2 separate regions of the Homo sapiens genome follow, and region 2 is linked to region 1. The links are chromatin loops, found by intact Hi-C in ENCODE. Cell type or tissue: CD4-positive, alpha-beta T cell. All regions are shown on one strand.

What was found. Peaks named below come from ENCODE experiments on the same cell type or tissue, not always from the same donor. Only the 100,000 strongest peaks of a DNase experiment are listed, where the experiment ranks them.
Region 2: a loop joins it to region 1, with 6 times the contacts of the local background. A loop is called at or near these places in 13 of 110 quality-filtered maps.

The regions. Positions count from the first base shown.
Region 1 is chr19:679,068-681,567 of GRCh38, forward strand. It overlaps FSTL3 (follistatin like 3), which reads left to right. Exons shown (of 5, transcript NM_005860.3): 3 at 1,207-1,422; 4 at 2,266-2,493. Among named protein-coding and RNA genes, the nearest start is that of FSTL3, 3.9 kb to the left of the region's middle. RefSeq lists enhancers at 1-181, 1,866-2,415, 2,416-2,500 and silencers at 636-945, 976-1,755, 1,946-2,045. In CD4-positive, alpha-beta T cell, no CTCF peak of the experiment used is centred here; DNase peaks (open chromatin) are centred at 191, 804, 1,464 and 1,964; H3K4me3 peaks cover 1,557 bases; H3K27ac peaks cover 392 bases.
Region 2 is chr19:732,759-735,258 of GRCh38, forward strand. PALM (paralemmin) reads left to right here. Exons shown (of 9, transcript NM_002579.3): 6 at 1,415-1,436. Among named protein-coding and RNA genes, the nearest start is that of MISP, 17 kb to the right of the region's middle. RefSeq lists an enhancer at 1,547-1,596. In CD4-positive, alpha-beta T cell, a CTCF peak has its summit at 1,483 (motif pointing left); DNase peaks (open chromatin) are centred at 103 and 1,463.

The DNA of each region.
Region 1 (2,500 bases):
GAACTCACTGCCACATACCCCTGCTCCCTCCAGACCCCCCTCTGGCTTCTGGGAGAAGGACAGTCTTCAAAAAGTGCCTGGCCTGGGCATGAGACGGCCCAGGACCCCCCACCCCCAACCTCATCTGGCCCTGGGGACGGAACTCAGGCCCCCTTCCGTTCTCGCTCGCATAAAAGCCACCCTGGCCGAGCATTTCCAGATGTGCCTGTGAGCCGCTGTGCCGGGGCCGCCCAGGTGCGGCCCACATGCCCTGCAAGGGCTGCGTGGCGGGCGCTGGCCATCCCCTAAGGAGTGCCGCACTGCCTTGGAAGTGGGGCTCCCTCGTCAGCCCCACTTTACACACAGAGAAACTGAGGCTGGCACATAAACTCAACAGCTGTGTTCAGAGGCCCTACCAGACCCCCAGATAACAGAAAGGGGGTTGGTCATCTGGGTCCTGGCTGCAGCTTTCAAACTGAGGTGCTTGGGCCCCTGCACTCATAGCTGCGACCCGGCCTCAGTTTCCCCATCTGTAAAATGATGACTTGGGAAGATGCGATAAGCCTAGGAGGCGATGAGCATTCACATTGAAAGCGGGGGCGGGGACCCCAGAGAGAGCTTCCCTAGCAGGACCTCAATATCCCTGTCTGAGCAGCGGGGCTGCGGGGCAGCTCCTGGTTCAGAGGCCTAGGGCTGTGGGGGGCCCCCTCCCCTGGAATCGCTCCCCAGGCCAGGAGGGCCGTCCAGCGCCCCGCCCTCCCCGACGCCTCCTGGGGGAAGGTCCTGGCAGCCCCAGACTCGCGCCTGGCAAGGGCGGAACACCCCAGGCTGACGCAGCTGGGGCCCCTCCGGCCTTCCCAGAAGAGCGCGTGCATCGGGAGCAGACGTCAGCCAGCTGCAAGGAGGAGCGGCCCGGGGCTGCGTAGCTCCGCTGGACCCCGATTCCGGGCAGAGACCCCCCCCCGCCCCGGCCCGCGCGCACCGAGCCCAGCCCCCGCCCCCCAGCGCAGGCGCAGCGCGGACCTCGGCCCCACCGGTCCCGCGCCCGGACCCTGAGCCCTGCCCCTGGGAACCCGAGGGCCCCGACTCCGACTGACCCTGACCTGGGACGGCGCCCCCGCCTCCGCCCTGCAGAAGGGGCGCAGGGAGGGGCCCCGAGGCCTTCGCGCGGCCCCACGCCCGGGACCCTCCCGCGCCCGGCCCCACGCGCGTGTCCTCTGTCCGCAGATTCGTGCGACGGCGTGGAGTGCGGCCCGGGCAAGGCGTGCCGCATGCTGGGGGGCCGCCCGCGCTGCGAGTGCGCGCCCGACTGCTCGGGGCTCCCGGCGCGGCTGCAGGTCTGCGGCTCAGACGGCGCCACCTACCGCGACGAGTGCGAGCTGCGCGCCGCGCGCTGCCGCGGCCACCCGGACCTGAGCGTCATGTACCGGGGCCGCTGCCGCAGTACGTGGGGGCGTGGTCTGTGGAGGGGCGGGGCGGGACCTACCGGACCTGCGCGTCATGTATCGAGGCTGCTGCCGCAGTAGGCGGGGGCGGGGCCTGGGGCGGGACCACCCGGACCTGAGCGTGACGTATCGGGGCTGCTACCGCAATGCGTGAGGGCCAGGCCTGCGGGGGCGGGGCCTGCTGGAGGGGCGGGGCCTGCTGGAGGGGCGGGGCCGCTGCCGCAGTGCGTAGGGGCGGGGCCTCCAGCCCAGGACAGGTCACATGGGTGGCGGTGGGGCCTGAGTAAGGGCGTCTTTATACTTCCGAGGGAGTATCACGGGGTAGGGTCTTTTGTAGGGTTGGGATTTGGAAAATAGTGGGCCTCTGGGGGCTCACACTGGGCAAGAGGTATGTGGCATGGTCAGAGCGGGAGCGTGACTCAGAGAGGGGCTTGTGGGTGTAACCAGAGGGGCATGATGGAACCAGGGGGGTGAGACTGGGTCATGTAAGGGGCGGGGCTCTTGGCTGGGGCGTGGTTCCTGGGTGGAGATGGGCGGGGATTTGTGGGTGGAGTTTGGGTGGGCGGCCCCGCAGTCGCGGAGGGGCGGGGCTTTGGGTAGCATAAGGGGCAGGAGCTCACGAAAGAGGTGTGGCTCCTGGGTACAATGGGAAGGGCAGGGCTTGTGGGTGGAGCCTGAGGGGTGGAATGGAGAGGGGGGCTCACGGGGGGCGGGGGGGTGCTTGTGTCTCCTACCAGAGGGTTTTCGCATCTTGGGGGTTAAGGGTGGGTCTTGGGGCCAAGAGCCCTGCGGGGTTCTCAGCGAGATGTCCCCTGAACTTCCCCTGGCACCCGGCCTGCAGAGTCCTGTGAGCACGTGGTGTGCCCGCGGCCACAGTCGTGCGTCGTGGACCAGACGGGCAGCGCCCACTGCGTGGTGTGTCGAGCGGCGCCCTGCCCTGTGCCCTCCAGCCCCGGCCAGGAGCTTTGCGGCAACAACAACGTCACCTACATCTCCTCGTGCCACATGCGCCAGGCCACCTGCTTCCTGGGCCGCTCCATCGGCGTGCGCCACGCGGGCAGCTGCGCAGGTGCAGA
Region 2 (2,500 bases), 54 kb after region 1:
GCGTGTATTGGGGACCACCCAGGGAGGGTGGTCAGGCCGAAGAGGTGGGAAGCCCAGGGCGCTGTGGAATCCCCAAGGAAGTGCCTCATTCGTGGGAGGGCTGGGCAGGCGACCTGGAGGATGTGGGTTTCGTGGGAGGGCTGGGCAGGCGACCTGGAGGACGTGGGGTGGTTTTTTTGTGTTTTTTTTTTTGAGACAGAGTTTCACTCTTGTTACCCAGGCTGGAGTGCAATGGCACGATTTCAGCAACCTCTACCTCCTGGGTTCAAGTGATTCTCCTGCCTTAGCCTCCTAAGTATCTGGGATTGCAGGCGCCCGCCACCACGCCCAGCTAATTTTGTATTTTTAGTAGAGACAGGGTTTGGCCATGTTGGTCAGGCTGGTCTCGAACTCCTGACCTCAGGTGATCCGCCCGCCTCGGCCTCCCAAAGTGCTGGGATTAGAGGCATGAGCCACCGTGCCCAGCCAAGGAAGTGGGTTTTGAAGGTTGAATAGGAGTTCTCCAGGTGCTTTTCCCTGAAGGTTGTTTGAGCATGGACTAGTGCTGTCATGGGAGACTCAGCAATACACATGCACGGCCCCTGCCTTCCTGACGGGCACACCCAGTGACGTGATGAGGGAAGAGTGCACTGAGGGAGCATCAGACACCACAGCCCTGAGACAGGAGTGTGTCCCAGAAACAGCAAGAAGACCAGGGATGCCAGGGCACAGTTCAGGGAGAGGGGCCTGTGTGCAGGGTCTGACCATGCAGGGCAGAACGGGTTCAGACAGGCGACACTAGACCCTGAGCCTCGCACAGTGGCTCCCAGGAGGCCAAGGGAGGAGGATCGCTTGAGAGCAGGAGTGGACGAGACTGGAGGGGGCACGGAGGAGCCGGCTGGATTCAGGGTGGCCTGCGGGAGCCGCTGATGCGGGGGTATGTGGGGAGGGAGGGAAGAAATGAGATGGAGCGGACGTGGTGGCTCAGCCTGTAATCCCGGCACTTTGGGAGGCCGAGGTGGGTGGATCACCTGAGGTCAGGGGATCGAAACCAGCCTGGCCAACATGGAGAAACCCCGTCTCTACTAAAAATACAAAATTAGCCAGGTGCGATGACGCAGGCCTGTAACCCCAGCTACTGGGGAGGCTGAGGCACGAGAATCGCTTGAACCCAGGAGGCGGAAGTTGCAGTGAGCCAAGATTGCCCCATTGCACTCCGGCCTGGGCGACAAGAGCGAAACTCCATCTCAATAAAAAGAAAAAAGAAAGATGACCTCTGTGTTTCTGGCCAGAGTCCCAAGAGGATAGGATGAGAAGCGGGTGCGTATGACGTCACCCACTGTGCCATGCCCTCCCCAGGCTCCTGACCCCATGGCTCCCCTTCCTCTTCCCGGGGATGCTGACGCCCCTGACCCTTCTCTCTTCTTTCTTGCAGACGCCGGTGGGCACGCCCAAAGGTAGGACCTCTGGAAGGAACTCGTGGGGCCTCGGCGCACTCTGGTGGCCAGAGAGGGGATGGCAGGGCGGGGAGTGAAGCTACAAAGTTGCTCGGTGCCTCACGCCTGTGATCCCAGCACTTTGGGAGGCCGAGGCGGGTAGATCTCCTGAGGTCAGGAGTTCGAGACCAGCCTGACCAACATGGCGAAACTCAGTGTCTACTGAAAAAATGCAAAGACAATTAGCCGGGTGTGGTGGCTCATGCCTGTAATCCCAGCACTTTGGGAGGCTGAGGCAGGAGGATCGATCGCTTGAGCCCAGGAGTTCAAGAGCATGCTGGGCAACACAGGGAGACCCTGTCTCTGCCAAACATAAAAAAATTAGCCGCCGGCCAGGCCCAGTGGCTCAGACCTGTAACCCCAGCGCTCTGGGAGGCTGAGACAGGTGGATCCCTTGAGGTCAGGAGTTCAAGACCAGCCTGGCCAACATAGTGAAACCCCGTCTCTACTAAAAATACAAAAATTAGCCGTGTGTGCTGCACGCCTGTAGTCCCAGCTGCTCGGGAGGCTGAGGTGGGAGGATCACTTGAGCCCAGGAGGTTGAGCTGTGATCGCACCACTGCACCCCAGCCTGGGCGACAGAGCGAGACCCTGTCTGTAAACTGCATTTCACGGAACGTGTCCGCTTCTGTATCGATAGCGGGACAGCCACCAGCCGGGATTGACGCTGGCGTCTGAAGTGCTTCTGGCCTGGTTTGTTGTGTGTTAATTATTCATAAGGAGAGTGTCTTCTTGTCTTACTGTAGAATTAAAAATTAATCATTAAAAAAATCCAGACAGGCCTCTCAGGGATTTTGTGAAAATCACTGGGCTGAGGATGAGGAATGAACTGTGAGGCTGCCTGTGGGATTTTCTAGGGGTTGCGGTGGGGGTCCAGGTGCCTGTGTCTGTGCGGGGCCTGTGTCTGGGGGCCCAGGTGCCTGTGTCCTGGTGTCTGGGTGGGGTCTGTGTGTCTGGGGGCCCAGGTGCCTGTGTCCTGGTGTCTGGGTGGGGTCTGTGTGTCTGGGGGCCCAGGTGCCTGTGTT